2 separate regions of the Homo sapiens genome follow, and region 1 is linked to region 2. Evidence: chromatin loops called from intact Hi-C (ENCODE). Cell type or tissue: gastrocnemius medialis. All regions are shown on one strand. Each heading gives the region's core, and the rest is flanking DNA. Links, peaks and the distances in the headings are about the cores only.

Region 1 (5,427 bases), core at 2,888-5,387, 100 kb before region 2:
TCAGAAGCTTGGCACAAATGGTTGGCAGCGATGGAGGGACTGCAGTGTTTAGAGGCCATGGTGGGAGGACCTGTTGGATGGAGGGACTGCAGTGTTTGGAGGCCGTGGCGGGAGGACCTGTTGGGTGGATGGAGGGACTGCGGTGTGTGTTTAGAGGCCGTGGCGGGAGGACCTGTTGGGTGGATGGAGGGACTGCGGTGTGTGTTTAGAGGCCGTGGCGGGAGGACCTGTTGGGTGGATGGAGGGACTGCGGTGTGTGTTTAGAGGCCGTGGCGTGAGGACCTGTTGGGTGGATGGAGGGGCTGCGGTGTGTGTTTGGAGGCCGTGGCGGGAGGGCCTGTTGGGTGGATGGAGGGGCTGCGGTGTGTGTTTGGAGGCCGTGGCGGGAGGGCCTGTTGGGTGGATGGGGGGGCTGCGGTGTGTGTTTGGAGGCCGTGGCGGGAGGGCCTGTTGGGTGGATGGGGGGGCTGCGGTGTGTGTTTGGAGGCCGTGGCGGGAGGGCCTGTTGGGTGGATGGGGGGGCTGCGGTGTGTGTTTGGAGGCCGTGGCGGGAGGGCCTGTTGGGTGGATGGGGGGGCTGCGGTGTGTGTTTGGAAGCCTTGGCGGGAGGGCCTGTTGGATGGAGGGACTGCGGTGTGTGTTTAGAGGCCATGGCGGGAGGACCTGTTGGGTGGATGGAGGGGCTGCGGTGTGTGTTTGGAGGCCGTGGCGGGAGGACCTGTTGGATGGAGGGACTGTGGTGTGTGTTTAGAGGCCGTGGCGAGAGGACCTGTTGGGTGGATGGAGGGACTGCGGTGTGTGTTTAGAGGCTGTGGCGGGAGGACCTGTTGGGTGGATGGAGGGGCTGCGGTGTGTGTTTGGAGGCCGTGGCGGGAGGACCTGTTGGGTGGATGGAGGGGCTGCGGTGTGTGTTTAGAGGCCGTGGCGGGAGGACCTGTTGGGTGGATGGAGGGGCTGCGGTGTGTGTTTGGAGGCCGTGGCGGGAGGACCTGTTGGGTGGATGGAGGGGCTGCGGTGTGTGTTTGGAGGCCGTGGCGGGAGGGCCTGTTGGGTGGATGGAGGGGCTGCGGTGTGTGTTTGGAGGCCGTGGCGGGAGGGCCTGTTGGGTGGATGGAGGGGCTGCGGTGTGTGTTTGGAGGCCGTGGCGGGAGGACCTGTTGGATGGAGGGACTGCGGTGTGTGTTTAGAGGCCGTGGCAAGAGGACCTGTTGGGTGGATGGAGGGGCTGCGGTGTGTGTTTGGAGGCCGTGGCGGGAGGGCCTGTTGGGTGGATGGAGGGGCTGCGGTGTGTGTTTGGAGGCCGTGGCGGGAGGACCTGTTGGATGGAGGGACTGCGGTGTGAGTTTAGAGGCCGTGGCAGGAGGACCTGTTGGGTGGATGGAGGGGCTGCGGTGTGTGTTTGGAGGCTGTGGCGGGAGGGCCTGTTGGGTGGATGGAGGGGCTGCGGTGTGTGTTTGGAGGCCGTGGCGGGAGGACCTGTTGGATGGAGGGACTGCGGTGTGTGTTTAGACGCCGTGGCGGGAGGACCTGTTGGGTGGATGGAGGGGCTGCGGGGTGTGTTTAGAGGCCGTGGCGGGAGGACCTGTTGGGTGGATGGAGGGGCTGCGGTGTGTGTTTGGAGGCCGTGGCGGGAGGACCTGTTGGGTGGATGGAGGGGCTGCGGTGTGTGTTTGGAGGCTGTGGCGGGAGGACCTGTTGGGTGGATGGAGGGGCTGCGGTGTGTGTTTGGAGGCTGTGGCGGGAGAGCCTGCTGCTCAGTTCTCAGGACTGGTTAGAAAGTAAATTTAACGTAGGAGCAACTTAACAAAAAGAAAAGCTTTTCATTTTGGGGGCTTTTTTTGTTTGTCTTTAGAGATGGCTTTGCTCTGTCACCCAGGCTGGAGTGCAGTGGTGCCACCACAGCTCACTGCCACCTTGAACTCCTGAGCCCAAGGGATCCTCCCACCTCGGCCTCCTGAGTAGCTGGGACTGCAGGCATGCACCACTACACCAGGCTGATTTTAAACAACTTTTTGTAGAGACAGGGGTCTTGCCATATTGCCCAGGCTGGTCTCAAACTCCAGAGCTCAAGCAATCCTCACACCTCAGCCTCTTGAGAAGCCAGGACTACAGGCATGCACCACCACACCTGGCTAATTAAAAAAAAATTTTGGAGTGATGGGGTCTTTCCATCTTGCCCAGGCTGATCTTGAACTCCTGGGTTCAAGTGATCCTCCCACCTCAGCCTCCCAAAGTGCTGGTATTACAGATGTGAGCCACCACACCTGGTTATATAAAAAGAAAACCTAAAACTAGTAAACCACACTGATATTTTTTGCTATATTTCTGCTATATACATGTCCTTTTGAAAAGGAAAATAGGAATATTGAACTTAGTTTTTGCGTAAAGGGCCATTTCCTCCCACTTAAAGTTGTTTCCTTTTTAATCCTCTGCCAGCCATTCTTACGTGGCCAGTGGTAGTGGTGCTGATTAAAATAACACAAGTCTGCCAGCAGTCCCAGACAGACATCGCAAATGGCGCCTTCCACAGTTCAGGACTGTGTGCTTCACTCCACGGAGGTCTGCCTCAGATGCCTCCCTCCCAGCCCCTTTCCGGAGGCCAGGGAGAGTGCGTTTCCACCAAGCGCAGGAGTCAGCACTTCCTCATAGCCTTCCCGTGCCCTCCCAGCACCAGGCACACATGGCCGCTCCCACCTATCCCATCCACCTGTTGTGACGCGGGTCTGAGTAGCTGCAGGTCCACGTCGTTCCTGGACCCATCATCTGGCTTAGTGGGCCTGTCACAGCAGACCTGGAAACTAATTTTCTGTGTACAGCAGGTTGCATTGCCGATGCTATTTTAGCTTATGGAGCCCAGAGCCCAGGAAATGGTTTTAAACATGATTTTGCCTTCCCTCTTCCCTCTTGTTTAAAAAAACCCACTCCTTGGTGGTTCTTGGTGATTGTTGCGTGGCATGTAAATATCCCTAATGTCACCGAACTGTACATTTGAAACAGTTAACATGGCAAATTTTATGCTACAGGTAATTTATCATCATAAAAAAAACCTCATTCCTCTAGAAATTGCAGTTTTTATTGAAAAAGTTAAATTATATTTATTATTAAGTATATGAGAATTTGATTTGTACTCTGGGTTTAATGTTCCTGTGGTAGAATGGGTTATTAATAAAACTAGCAGTCATTAGTACCTTCCAGCTGAGAAATTTGAGATGTTAAAAACAAAGTTTGTCAGAGTCAGATGACAGTGCGTTCTGTACCATCACCGTGGTGCGAGGTGGCTGTGAGTGAATACAGCTCTGTGTGTATTTCATTCCGAAAGCACTGGGCGTGCTGTCTGGAGAGGGCTCGGCAGCTTTCGTGTTGGCGTCGTAGGTGCTTGGTGGAGATTCAGAAGGACCCAGATGGGATAATGGGGCAAAAGCAGCCCTAAAATCAGGGGCAGTGCCCGGCACTCTGGACGCATGTGCTGGCCCAGCTGCAGGGCAGTCCGTGTCATCTTTGGGGACTCTGTGTCCTCGTCGTCACAGCTCTTTTAACATGGAGCTGAAACCTCATGGGGTTGGTAAAAAGCAGATGAAATAGTATATGTGAAGAGCCGTGAGAAATACTAAGAACTACGCAACTAAAAGTAAGGAGCAAGGAAGGAGCAAAAATGCAGACACAGACACATTCTCTCCCCGTCAAGCCGGGGAGCGCATCGCAGCCCTCGGTGATTAAAAGCCACACACTCTGGACACATCTCACCCCCACCCATATTCATCGTCACTTACAATATTCATTTACAATAGCGCCTCCTCTTCATGGAGGCCTGCCACAGTCTGAGTAAACAAAAGTGATCTTGTCCCTGTGGTATTCACAAAACAAGCCCTAGGAATTGTGTAAGTCACAAACAGCGTCCAGGCCCTGGATCTGGGACGACCAGTCTCTGTCATGCGATGCTCCAGCCCTCATGCTGACCGCTTGGTCCACGACCCCGCATTAGCAGGTGGCGCTCTCAGTCTGAAGCCTCATTCTGTACCTTGTTGTTCCACATCCCCAGCCTAGATGGGCAGATGAGGTTGGCCCCTACAGCAGAATGCTTTCCATTACAGCCGAATTATAGGTATTTGTAGACACGTGAATGAAGGAGTTCTGCAAGCTGTGTGGCCCGGTATGATCGGCATTTTTGGGGTTTTCTGTTTTCATTCCTTTAGCTATCTACATGACATGCCCAGGCATCACATTTCAGGGTAACTGAAGAGAAGGCAATGCAGATTCCATCTCACAGCCTGTGGTGTGTTCTTCTTGTTTTGTCTGTTCCCTGTCTCTTTCTGTCCCTTTGTTTCCTGCTACCCTTTCCCCTCTCCCCTCTCCCCACAACAAAGGACCAGCCTTGATGATAGTGCAGGAGGGACTTTGCAAGCCAAGCTCTCCCAGGGCCCATGGGGCCTCCCTTCCAGCAGGTGGGCCCTGCATGCAGCCCACAGTGTCTGAGGACTCTGCATCCCCGGAAGGGAGGCATTGCTTGTGCGCAGCTGCTGTGCCTCCCCCAGCTGAAAGCATTCTGTTTGGTGGAACTGGTTCTGATATTTTCCAGCTCTTCTCAATTATTTCCAGGAGCAGGCAGAGCAGTGTGTGTACATAATCCCTCATGTGTTATACTTATTAAATTTTACTGGCCAAAATGCCAGGAATTCTTGTGAACTTCATTATTTCTGAAAACGACAGCAAAACCTCTTGTGGATTACCGAAATGGCCACATGCAGGCAACGTAGGTAGCCAGGGAAAGGAATCACAATCTCAGTGCTAGTATAATTAGTCCTTGGTGGTATAAGGATCCTGTTTTGTTGAATGCTGTGGTTTTTTGGTAAAACAGGAACCCACCTGGTATCCATGGCAGGGTATAGCAAACTCGTGTATCAGACAGTCCTGTCATTTTTTAAACCTTTGAATGTAATGCATTATTTAAAAAGAAGGAAGAGTTACACTTTCAGTTAGATTTCATTTGGTAAAAAGTGAAATTTTCTGTGCATTTTAGTAGTAAACAACAATTCACTTAGTGCCTTTCTTCCTAAAATGGCACTGTGATATCAGCTTCACATATGATACTTTTACGTGACAAGTCTCATTGAAATAAATACCAACCGGCATTACTATCCCTACTTTAAAGAGAGATTAAATTTTGAATTCAAAAACACCTCACCTTTCTCCCTGATTACAAAATTAATGCACATTTGTTTGTAGAACATTTAGAGAAATCCGATGAAGATGGGAGGAGATAAAATCCCCCTAATCCCCCACTCGGGGATGAGTGCTCGCTCTGTCTGTTTTTCAGTCTCTTTTGATGGGTCGCTTTAGTCAGCCCACTCAAACTCACATTTTGTGGTTTGCCTTTGTGTTGGTGATGGAGTTCACATCATATAACCTGAACGTCTTCCCATGTCATTA
Region 2 (12,631 bases), core at 5,750-8,249:
GCCTCAATATCCTCTCTGCCTTTTAAAAATATAAATCAACAGAGGAACAAGAAGGAAGATACAATGTTTAAAAAAATTGCTGTTTTGCCCAGACCCTTGATTGATGGTGTCTATTTTTTTGAGATGGAGTCTCACTCTGTTGCCCAGGCTGGAGTGCAGTGGCGCGGTCTCAGCTCACTGCAACCTCTGCCTCCTGGGTTCAAGCAATTCTCTGCCTCAGCCTCCCAAGTAGCTGGGATTACAGGCACCCGCCACCATGCCCGGCTAATTTTTTGTATTTTTAGTAGTGACAAGGTTTCACCATCTTGGCCAGGCTGGTCTTGAACTCCTGACCTTGTGATCCACCCGCCTCGGCCTCCCAAAGTGCTGGGATTACAGGCGTGAACGACCGCACCCAGCCCTGAACACCGTCTTCTCACGAGGAGCTCTGGACTCTCGTGGCCTGTGGGGTGCGTTTGCCCTCTGGCTTCGGCAGCTCGCCCGGAACTCAGTGCTGTGTGCCCCCAACAGGTGGCTCAGGAAGCCCAGGCAGGGGAACGAAGAGCGCCTAGGTTATGGAAGAGAGGGGAGAAAGTGACTTTTCTTCTTCTTTCTTTTTCAGGAAAAAGGTGACAGTGATATTTATGTGTTCATTTATTTACTTGGCCCTTTTTCTTTTCAATAGATCCAGGGTATACGGGTGCAGGTTTCTTGCATGCATGCACTGCGTAGTGGTGAAGTCTAGGCTTTGGGTGAACCTGCTACCCACATAGTGGGCATTATACCCCATAGGTAATTTCTCAGCCCTCAGCCCCTCGCACCTTTTGGAGTCTCCGGTGCCTGTTATTCCACCTGTGTGTCCCTGTGGACCCGTTGTTTAGCTCCCACTCACTTATACATGAGAACATGCAACAGTTGGTTTTCTGTTTCTGAGTTATTCCACTGAGCATAATGGCCTCCTGTTTCACCCATGTTGATGCAACAGACACGATTTCATTCTTTTTCTGGCTGAGTAGTATTCCATGATGCACAGACGCTGCAGTTTCCTCATCCAGTCCTCTGTTGAGGGGTGATCTCGGCTCACTGCAGCCGGAGCTCCGCCTCCTGGGTTAAAGTGATTCTTGTGCCTCAACCTCCAGAGTAGCTGGGATATCAGGTGTGCACCACCGCACCTGGCCAAGAGTGATTTTATAGGATGAAGTTTTAGTCCCTTTTCCTAGATGTCACAGATCAGTGTGAGCATTTCATTAGGAGGTCTATTTGCTCTCTCTCCGTGCATCATTTTTTTTACAAATAGAATGTGGGGTCTGAAAGTACAGGATTGTTATCAGGTGACAGCAGAATGACAAACTAGAGTGATGTTATACATACCATGTACATCGGGGACTCCAAAACCGCCCTGCTCATCAGGTGCCCGAGGCACCCTGGCCTGCAGCACCTGGCACTCCAGGGCTGGAACTGGAGAATCTTTTCTTATGAAGCAGCTCTTCCAGTATGCCTGTCTGAGCACTCTCTTCATATACAAGGCAAATGAAATTTGATAACCTTAGCAATTCTGTTTTAATTTGGTCGCCTCAGCTGGAGTGCAGTAGTATGATCATAGCTCGCTGCAACTTCCAACTCCTGGGGTCAGGCCACCCTCCTGACTCAGCCTCCTGAGTAGCTGGAACTGCATGCATGTGCCATCATGCCCGGCTCATTTTTGTATTTTTTGTAGAGACGGGGTTTCACCATGTTGGGCAGGCTGGTCTCGACCTCCTGGCCTCAAGCGATCCTCCAGCTTCAGCCTTCCAAAGTGTTTGCATTACAGTATTGAGCCTCTATGCCGGCCACCATGATTAATCTTTAGTTTGGGCTACCACAGGTGGAAAATAAATCTCAGTAACTCATTCAGCTCACCATCATTTACTTCTATAATTTCCATAGATCGTGGGATGGTCCGGAACAGGAGGTTTTTGTTTTGTTGTTTTTAAGTACAGAAACAACATTGGCTTTTTTTCTAAAAGCCAATCCCATTTTAAAAATAACTTTGCTTTATGTTGGCTTCAGTTTTTAAAAATCGTAAATCAACAAAAGGTGGCAGGAAGATGATGTAATGTTTGAGAAAAAAAAAACAGTACTTAACCTTTCCGCCAATACTCTTTATTGACGATGTTTCTTTGCAAATGAAATAATTGTAGCACCAAATCCCATGCTGCCCAAGGACCTCCGACGCCGACTCCCAGGCAGGTGGGCCCCCGAGGCCCCCGCGTGTGTTTCATCAGCACCTGCAGCTCCTACAGTGGGACACTCGGGACCACATCACGGTGGTGATTGTGAACCAGCGTCCCGCTTGCTTTTGTTGTTTGTAAGGAGCACATTCTAAGGAGACCTTTATTGCTGGGCTAGTGTCCTGGTAAAACAGTAACAGGAACTGGCCTTGATTAGACCTCTTCGCCCCGTCCTGCCACTTTTTCCATTTGTTCTGCAACTATTTACCTTAGAAACAGCCTTGTCCTTATTTACAGTGTTGGAAAAAAACAAAAAGAATCAGAAAACAATCTTTGTAAGCTTTAGATCTGATGATGTCTTTGATTTCTGACGATTGCAGCCATGGCGAGACCTGCCTCCTCTCCTCTCCCTGGGTCATCTAGAAACTTGAGCCTCAGGCAGCCTAGTGTTCCCTACACACAGAGAGTCAGTCCTTAAAACCTTGGGTGGTGGAGACATCTGGTAGCCGAACACTATGATGCTGACTTTACATCCGCTGGACACCTTGGTGCACACAGCTTTGTGCTAGACGCTTTACGGACTCTGCCTCATTGAACTTTGAGAATAAGCCCAAGTCAAGTACTGTTGTCTCCGTTTTTCTTGATAATGATATTGAAGTTTCCAGAAGTTAGGAATCTAAGCCAATTATTGGGCAGAGATGGAGGCAGGGTTAACATCAGGTTAGCCGGCCCCAGAGCCAGTGCTTTTCCTCCGACTGGCCCCTCAAACCTGAGTTCCAGGCAGCAGTGGCATGCGACAGCCCCCGAGTTAAGCATAGGAGAGGGATCCGGTTCCAGTTCACATATCCTGCGAGCAGTCCCACGTTCCTTTCCCAGCCTCTTAATCAGAGACTCTCAGCATCACCAGCACGGGGAACCTGCCACTCCTGGGTCCATGGTGAACCCAGCGTGGGAGCTGGCTCCGGGCACATAGAAGGGAAGTGAGGCCACATTCCCACTGCTCTTTCTCTGCCCCCAAGGCTGGACATGCTGGGATCCCCTCCATACCCCATCTGCCCCTCCAGCCTGGCTAGCCACCTCCTCTTGCTGCCACCTGTGACCTTCCCTGTCCCCCTCATCCTCCTGCCAGTGCTCTTCTCCCACCACAGGGAAGCTCCTCCCTCTCCACGGCTCCCCAGGGCCCATGCTCCTGACTCGGTGGCTCCTCCGTGGAAGTCGTGCTGGCCGACCCCCAGGAGCTTGACCCAGGTGGCCGCCATCTCCTCTCCCCTCCCCCGATCCTCCACCCTCACTGGCCTCCTCGTCCCTTTCCCCTGCCTCTCTTGAGGGTTTTCAAACTCATCCCAAACCTTCTTTTCTAGAGTTTGCTTTCCTTCACCCCTTCTTCTCTCAGCCTCTGGCCAGTGCTGCAGTCTCCTCCTCCCCATCTCCGTATTGGCACCCTGGTCAAACCCACCCCCTTCCACTCGCCTCCCCGACTTCCAGCCTCTTGCCAGGCCTGTCCCCAAAGCGAGCACACTGGACCAGTCACTGCTGCTTAACGTCGGCTGGTGGCTTCTGGATCTCAAAACAAACTGACCTCTCTGCATGCCGTCGGCGGGGCCTTTCCCTATCCGGCCCCTCCCCCATCACTGACCTCAGTCATACTGGTAGCCCGTGCATCCTCAGACACCCGGGCTTTTCCAGCCTCTCCACCTGCAACGCGGTAACCCCCTCATGTCACCTCCAGGACCCGCTGCCCAGCTGTGTCCTGTGCATCTTCTCCTGGGGGGAGGGAAAACCTCCGAGGCCTGCAGCGAGGCCAGGTCAGGGGCTCCCAGGGTCTGTGTGTTTAGGCATGGTGATGGGGCGGTCATTTGTTTAATGTCTGTCTCCCAGGCCACATGAAGGATGGGTGAGGTGGTCCCTACTGTCTGTGGTCACTCTCCTAGCACCCAGCGCAGCACCTGCCCCATAAACACCCCTTGGATGACTGGGGCATCGTGGATAGAAATGCTGTAGGTTGGAGGGAGTCGATGCACATGCCTTCCAGCATAGCCACCATTAAGGAAAAAATCAAAAGAAGTAATGCCATTAAAAGTGTAAAGCTTGGCCGGGCACGGTGGCTCACGCCTGTAATCCCAGCACTTTGGGAGGCCAAGGCGGGTGGATCACAAGGTCAGGAGATCAAGACCATCCTGCCTAATGCAGTGAAACCCCGTCTCTACTAAAAATACAAAAATAAATTAGCCGGTCATGGTGGCAGGCGCTTGTAGTCTTAACTACTCAGGAGGCTGAGGCAGGAGAATGGCATGAACCCGGGAGGTGGAGCTTGCAGTGAGCCGAGATTGCGCCACTGCACTCCAGCCTGGGCGACCGAGTGAGACTCTGTCTCAAAAAAAAAAAAAAGTGTAGAACTTTAATATAACAGAAAAAGTATGTGCAAAACCTCTGGCAGAGCCCACTCTAACTTATAAAGAACTCTGACATGTCAATAAGAAAAAGCCACATTTTGAAGTAGAAAACTAAACGCATGCAGGGCAAGTTTACTGGGGAAATGGCCCATCAACCTGCAAAATGTACTCCCCTTGAAATCCAAGAAATCCAGATGAAAAGGATGTATTTTCACCTGTCCTTTTGGCTAATAATAGTGTAATATGGGCTAGTATTGTCCCACAAGCTTTAAATTTATTATTTAATTTAATGAAACCCTTGTGGGCAGGTGTTGTGTTATATGTGTTTTATGAATTAATAAATCAAGGCTCAGCGACGTTAACTTGCCCAGAGTCACACCGCAGTGAGCGCTGCTGGGTGACCAGCTCAGGCAGCAGGAAGCTGGTGCCCACGTGCGTGCCGTCGAGAGTGTGAGTGGGTTCAGCCTCAGGGTCATTTGGTAACTTAAGTATATATGCTCCGACCTTACCTTTTTAATACTCACATTTATCTTAGTGGAAAAGAATCATGTACATGTGCCGATGTACCCATTAGGATATTGATCACAATCTTCTTTATCAGAGCAGCATTTTGGCCAGGCATGATGGCCCACGCCTGTAATCCCTACACTTCGGGAGGCTGAAGCGGGAGGGTTGCTTGAGCCAGAAGTTCAAGACCTGCATGGGCAATGTAGTGAGACCCCCATCTCTATAAAAAATACAAAAATTAACCAGGCATGGTGGTACATACCTGCGGTCCTAGCTACTCAGGGTTTGAGGTGGGAGGATCACTTGAGTCCAGGAGGTTGAGGCTGCAGTGAGCCATGATCTGGCATCTATACTCTAGCTTGGGCAACAGAGCAAGACCCTATCTCAAAAATAAATAAATAAAAATGGTAAAAGTAGGAACATTTTGATGATAATTTAAATATCTATCACTGGGGAAGTTGTTTAAAAGAATTGTGTACATTTGCATAACGGAAGTACTGTGCCGCCTTTGGGAATAATATGGTCAGTACATACCTACTGATATGAACAATGTTCACAGTGCATTGTTTAGTTTAAAAAGGAGCTGAGAAATAGAATCACATATTATCTAGTTCAAGATCAGTAAGAGAAGTGTGGACATAAAGAACAATGTCTGAGTTCATATACCTAAATGTCACCAGTGGGTTAGCTTTTTAAATGCAATTAAAGCATGTTTGTTCTAGTATTTTCTACATTGAGCATCTTTTATCTGTGTAATAAAGGCATAAAGCGTGTTTTCTTCACCTGTCTAAAAGCATGAACTTGTAAGGAAAGGAGCACCAGCTCTAGGTAACTGAAGCAGCAGACAGATCTGAACTGTGGTCAGACCGCTCCAAAGCTGGCAGCTCATGCAGCAGCGTTTCGGGGTTGCACACCAGTATGGTTTGCAGTGATACCATTTTCTTCTTGTTCTTCCAGGTGCTGTTAAGCCAAGTGCACCGGCTGAGAGCATTGGACTTGCTTGGAAGATTTTTGGACCTGGGTCCCTGGGCAGTGAGCCTGGTGCGTGCCTTCCGCATTAACCTGGGGGCTGAGGGAGGTGGGACAGAGATTAGGCTCCGTGTTTCAGTCTGTGCACGTATTTCATGATCCAGAGCCACCCCCAGCCGTGAGACCCAGGGCGAGTGTGTCCACCGTGTTGGTGTCCTGTCACTCCTGAGGCCCTCAAGGAGCCCACTCTGTACCCGTGCAGCCTGCAGTGCTGCCTGGCGTTTGGGGGTCTGGGGTTGTCGCCCCTCTTTATGTCTGATGTTAGACATAGGAGTGAGTGTGTTGTCGGCCGGTCACCTTTTCCTGAGCCGCCCCCAGCGCTGCGGAGGAGCAGGGCGCCCCTGAGCCTGACGCAGCACCCACCTCGTGGTGCTGCTTCCCCCAGGAGGAGTCTGGATCCTCAGCACTGTCTGCTCACCATCATGGCAGGCACAATTCGGAAACGCTCTTCTGGTTCCTCATTCTATAGCAGAGTAGTAATGGCCACTAAAAACACCCTGGCAGAGGCAGGATCAAGAAGCGACGTGCGTTTAACAAATAACTCACAGGGAAAGTAAAAGGAGGCTGAGAGGGAACCACAGAGTCAAGGAAACTCGAGAGACCTATGGCCAGCTGCCATGTACAGTAAACCTTACTTGGTTCTGTTGAAGTTCCAAAAATGAATACTCATAAAACAATTAGAAATTTTACAGGTGCTGGATTTATGTTATTCAAGAATCATTGTTCGTTTTTCTTGGGTGTGGTAACTGGATCATGTTTTTATAAAAGAGACCTAATTTTTTAGAGATAGACACTGAATATTCACCAATGAAATCACATGACATATGAGCCTTAATTTACTGTGCTTGGGAGCGGTGCGGTGGGGCGGTGGGTGCGGAACCGCTGTCACTAGCTGGGTGGTGAGTACCTGGGTTTGGTGTATTTAAGTATTTTCATCAGATAATGTTGACAAAGAGTGGTAATTGATAGTCCAGCACTGAAGGACGAGAGAAAACATCCAAAACTTGGAAGAATCATTCAGCACTCACCACTGGGCCATTTTCACTCCAGGTGCCTGAGGCCACAAATAGCTTGTAACAGAGTCAGGGCCTGAGTCATCGGAGGAAGGCTGGCGTGACTCGGTCACTTGGTGTGTGCGTGGTGGTGTCGCTTAGTCATCCTGGAAAGGCCTGCGTGGTATTGCGTGCACTCTAAGAAGACAGGAAGCATGTATTCATAACAGTTTAGAAAGAGTTTCATTTTTAAGGTTAATTTTTTAAAACCAGTTTCTTCCCTTTAAAGAATTAAGCTTCTGCTCATTGGAAATTTGCCTAATACATGAATCGAGGCTGGATAAACGAGGTATTTTTACAGGTACAGATTTTGCCTCTCAGGTGAGGGCCCAGCCACCCGAACCAGAGAAACTGCTCATACCTTGTTAAATGTGGCCTTTCACAGGGAAGGGACCCAGGCCTAGGTCCCACCACCACCTCCTGTCTTGGTTACAGGGGACCTCACTTATTGGAAGGTGATACCTTTAGGATATCTTTGAAATTCCAGCAGCTTTGAGATAAGGACACAGCAGAAACCCCTGGCTGTGGAGTGCAGCAGTACTTTGCCAGGCATCCTCCACACTGCAGTGCCCTCCACGCCCTCCCTCCCCTGCCTCTGAGGGCAGAGAGTCCCCTGAGAATGACATGGCCAGAACTGGGCGCCAGTGAGCCCCTGGGCAACCCCCGCTCCTCCCTGCCTTTCCCAGGGCAGGCATCTTTCTCCCAAGGTGTATCTGAAGTGCAAACATGAGTGTTGAGCAAGCTGGCCGTGCCGTCACGGAGAGGTGGCCGTGGTGTCACGGAGAGGTGGCCATGCCGTCACGGAGAGGTGGCCGTGCCGTCACAGGTGGCCGTGGCTCGTACGTGAGCAACACAGTGAAGGTGCCTGATGCTCTGCTGCCAAGAGCAGACGAGGCCACTGAGGGCAGGCAAGGGCCCCAGGCGCAAGCAGCCTGCGCCTCCACAAGGAAAAGCTGCCACCCGATTCATTCCAGTCTCTTGACACCAGTCAAGGCTGGCAGTATGTGGCAGCTTCTAGGAATAAATCAGAGATGAATAAATCTGGAGGAAGCCCCTCTTTACTTTAAGTGAGGCCCATTCATTCCTGTTGCGTTTCCCATATGTGCTGAAGATAGCACCGCAGCTGGTCCCGCGTGGCACCCCTGCTGCTGCCCGTTCCCTTGCTGCGGCACAGGTGCGCTGACGCCCTCCCTCGCCCCCAGGCCTTGTCTGTCGGCATCTTCCCCTACGTGCTGAAGCTGCTCCAGAGCTCGGCCCGAGAGCTGCGGCCACTTCTCGTTTTCATCTGGGCCAAGATCCTCGCAGTGGACAGCGTGAGTATCCCCGCCCTCCTCCCCAGAGTGATGTGAACCTGCCGGCCCTTCTGGGGATGCCGAGCCCTGCGTTTCCAGCCTGCCCTTTCTCCAGCCTCGCTCCCTCTCCAGGCACCGCCGTTCCCTTCCTCTCTTCTGGGGTAAAGTGGGACGCGCCCGCCTCGGCAGCCACCTCTGGGTCGTGGGGGCTGTCACCTACCTGTCCTGTCCCTGGCCTTCCCCTGGTACCCTGCGCTCAGTCCCCCCACACCGTCCTGTCCCTGGCCTTCCCCTGGTGCCCTGCACTCAGTCCCCCTGCCTGTGTCTGACCCCCGTAAGGCTGTCCCCGTGCTCCTGACCCTGACTGGAAGCAACCCCGCCATGGCATAAACTTGGCCTCTGCCTCGCCCAGACCCCGCATTGGCTCTCCTGTGCCCACCATTGCATTTCTCCCCCTCCTCAACCCTGCACAGGTGGTCTGGGCCAGGCCCCGAGGTGTTAGGGGCCACCCCCTTACACGGGGCTGTCCAGCTCTGTCCTCTCTGACGGGCATCAGCCCTGGCCCTGCAGCCATGTGTTCGCCCCTCAATCATCTAGGCCAGGGACCCATATTTAGCTATGTTAAGAGAGACACAAGGTCAGCTGTCCCTGTCCCCAGCGGCTTATGCTTGGGTGCTGGCAGGGGTTGCAGGTGACACCAGCCCTGTTGTGAGGCAGGGTCACCTCCTGCAGGAGCTACCAGCGAGATGGGTCAGAGGAGTGGGGCTGAGAAGTCGTGTGGGCGAGACCCGGCCTATGCTGAACTGGAAACGCCAGGAAGGGCCTTGAGGGGGTGGATGTCGGGCGGGGGTCCAAACATGGAGGTGGCAGGGAGGGCTGGGAAGACATTTAGAGGAGGGCAGGCCACTCCCTGTGGCTGTGTGCGGGGACACGCAGGGAGGCCCCATCCACGCAGACGGTGCACGGTTCCCGGTAGACACAGTTGAACTTCATTTAGCAGGCATGGGGATTATTACAGATTTTGGAACAAAGACATCAAAGAATGAAGCTGTGGTTTATAAACATTGCCTGGCCTCGGTGTCAAGTGGATTGTAGGGAAACACGGGGTGGAGAGCATTTTCCTCCAGGAGGGTGGGCAGAGGAGGTCGGGCTGCAGGGCTGGGAGGGCGGCACCAAGCCTGGGTTGGGAGAGGCGACTCGGGCTGAAGCCTGTGTGGCCGGCTGGGGCTCGGGGAGCCTTCCAGAGACAACTGGTCAGGAGCCCTGTGCGGCCTAGGAGCAGGGCTGGCCCGATGCCAAGACTGGGGACCTCGTCTACCCAGTGGTGATGGCAGGCGAGACCCTCGAAGGAAAATGTGGAAGGCTCAGCTGCGGGAGAACTCTCGAAAGCTCCTCGTGTGACACAGTGGAGAGGAGAGCTGTACAGAGTGGTGCAAAGGGTCTGGGAAGGGCTCATTTATAGAACGTGAAGATTCTAGAACAAAGGGTGTGTGCTGAGAATGGAGTTGGGGGATATGTTGCCCTCTGCAGGGTTGTTGGGGACAAAGATTTCCCAGAGATGCCTTTGCCTTTAGCTGTCCGTGTGCGGAGGGGCACACGTGTGTGATACAGAGCTGGGCTCGGAGCCAGGTTGGCAGGGAGCCCCGGGAAGAAGCCAAGTCAGTCTTGCTCTGGGGGTGCCGCCACGGGTGAGGAGAGCGGGACGGAGGAGCCGGCATCAGGGCAAGGCTGGCTTTGCTCCCTGCTTGGTTTTGAAGCAAACCAGCCCCAGCAACTCATTAGAAGGCCTGTAGGAGCAGGTCCACGTTCCCCCCGGACTTCGGCCAGCTGCTGTGTGCACGTGTGTGCGGGGGTGGTCATGTATGTGGGCGCTTGTGCGTGCATGTGTGTGTGGCGCCCTGTCAGGCGGCTTTCATATGCAAAGTCTCTTAATTCCTAAGTCCCCTGTGAAGTTAGCTTGAATTTGCAGCCTATTTACTGGTGAGGCGCCGCCCACAGGAGGGAGCAGGGGCCACATAGCTGCCATGCGAGGGGCCGGCACCCCACTGGGCCCCTGCGCCGGGTCTGGAGCTCCTTGCCCACACAGGGAAATGGAAGGTCTAGCAAAGTCACAGAGCAAGTACAGGAGAGTGCCAAGAACACCTTGGAGAGGCCATGGCTTGGAGCCGGGGAAGACCACCCTTTCCTTTTCTGTGTGGCAGGTGAGGGGAGAGTGGACGGAGCTTAAGCCCCCGGGGCTCCTGCCTGCTGCCCGGCGCTCCCCAGGCCACATTCTGTCAGCTCCTCCGTCCAGTCACTGGCACTGAGACCCAGCCTCATCCTTAGCCCTGTCAGCCATGTCGCACTGGCCACCAGGACCTGCTGTGCTCGCTGAAGCTGCCCTGTTGGGCTTTGTTCAGCCAAATTCACTGACCCTGTTGTCCAGGCACTGGCAGGCACCCCGAGCCACAGGCTCGTACCCCGCACTGTGCGCTCTCACCCGTCAGCCCTGCACACCCCACACAAAGCCACTGCTGTGTCTCCCACCCACAGCCGCTGCTGATTCAAGTCCAGCCCAGGCCATCAGGTCCCCAACTGTGCTGCCCACGGACCCCTGGGCCCCTGCTCAGCCCTTCTGCTCCCTGCACCCAGCCCTGACCATAGCCTCCCCACACCCCAAGTCCTCACGTACTACTTTGGTGTCACAGCTGAAGTCAGGGGGCAGTGGGGAGGCTGCTGCCGAAGCGGACGGTGAGGGCTTCCACCTTGGAGGCAGGCGTCAGTCGTACCCAGCACCAGTTGACCTCTCGCTGGTTCCGCTGATTCTTGTAGATTCCCTGGGATTTTCTGCTAGTTCACTGGTTCTTGTAGATTCCCTAGGATTTTATGTATATGCTCTCTCCAAGCAGAAGCAGCTTCCAGCCCCTCTTCCGGTTCTGGGATCTCTCACTCTTTTTCTGGGCCTGGGGCACTGACCATGGCTCTGCTGGCACGGGTCGGCTACCGTGCTTGCCATCTCTCCCAGCTGCTCCTGATTTCCTGAGCTGGATGCGGGGAGCTGCTGCTCTTCCTCTCAGCACAGCTGAGGTTGACCTTGACCTCAGTTCAACCTTGAACCCTCCTGGGCCCAGTGCTCTGCACCTGGCTGTGACCAGAGAACGCTCCATAATGGTGACCTGAATACCATATATTTCAGCAAAATATTTTCCCTGCTACCCATTAAACTACAGATAAAGAATGACTGCTTTGAAAGATTGGCTAAAGCACTGGATTTAAGGTTAAAACCCTGAGTTTGATCCCATCACCGCATTTGCTCTTACAAGTCATTTTCACTTCCCTTGGCCATGATTTGCCTCTGTAAAATCATGAGCCTTCGGCCGTCTGCCTTCAGCCACAGTTCCAGAGCTCAGAACCAGGACGTGGAAAACTGCTGTGTAAATTATAGAGGAACAGGAACAGGACCAGGAAGGGGCACCACGTAAATCTCACATCTCTCCTGCCTGTCCCTGTTACACTAAAACCTTTTCTTGCTAAACAGAAAGCTTGGCTTTGTGGATCAGGACGCGAGAGGTGTGGGTCATTTCTATTTTACTCTTCTTCAAATTCACTGAAGAGCCACATTATGTAAACAAAGGGTGTTTGGCAGGAAGTCATTTTGAAACGTGGTTTCTGTCCTACACCCATATCTTCGTCATCTACATGGACACACTTAGAAATATCTTGGCACCTGGCCACGGATGAAGGACCATGTGTAGGGGCTCTGGGATGCACAAAACGGTGACCCTCACATGACACAAAGCCCAGGGTGAAGGGAGGAAGAGATGCCATCTGCATGCAGAGGTCTGGGATTACGGCCGCCTGAGCCTGCTCCCCAGCACCGCCAGTGCTGCAGGAACGTGTCTAAGCCAACTTTGATTCTCAGACTTCGTGTTTTTAGTACCTTTTAGGACCTGGAAATTGATGATGTCTTTATTTTTAGTCTCAGGGGTGGCTCTTGGTGAAAGGGGACAGCCTTCCTCGTACCTTCCTCGTGACATTCTCACTGCATCCACAGCCCATCATGGTATTGCAGTGCAGGGCGTCTTGTTTAAAACTGGCTCTTGGTCCCGTGGATCTCCCAGGGCCTGTTGCTCTCGAGTGCCCCAAATGGCAGAACGTGGCCATGAGCACGGAGGCTGCAGCGTGCCTTC

The links. Hi-C counts contacts between places; a loop is a spot of excess contacts. Peaks named below come from ENCODE experiments on the same cell type or tissue, not always from the same donor. Only the 100,000 strongest peaks of a DNase experiment are listed, where the experiment ranks them.
Region 1: a loop joins it to region 2, with 6 times the contacts of the local background. A loop is called at or near these places in 4 of 110 quality-filtered maps.

Annotation. Positions count from the first base shown.
Region 1 is chr17:80,747,882-80,753,308 of GRCh38, forward strand. The region is part of intron 5 of RPTOR (regulatory associated protein of MTOR complex 1); the gene reads left to right. Among named protein-coding and RNA genes, the nearest start is that of RPTOR, 210 kb to the left of the region's middle. RefSeq lists enhancers at 410-911, 912-1,411. In gastrocnemius medialis, for the core only: no CTCF peak of the experiment used is centred there; DNase peaks (open chromatin) are centred at 3,370 and 3,900; H3K4me3 peaks cover 1,435 bases; H3K27ac peaks cover 2,500 bases.
Region 2 is chr17:80,849,418-80,862,048 of GRCh38, forward strand. RPTOR (regulatory associated protein of MTOR complex 1) reads left to right here. Exons shown (of 34, transcript NM_020761.3): 12 at 6,047-6,130; 13 at 8,373-8,483. Among named protein-coding and RNA genes, the nearest start is that of CHMP6, 140 kb to the right of the region's middle. RefSeq lists enhancers at 5,828-6,359, 6,360-6,890, 6,553-7,752, 7,072-7,366, 7,103-7,252 and 3 more. In gastrocnemius medialis, for the core only: no CTCF peak of the experiment used is centred there; a DNase peak (open chromatin) is centred at 7,244; H3K27ac peaks cover 2,500 bases.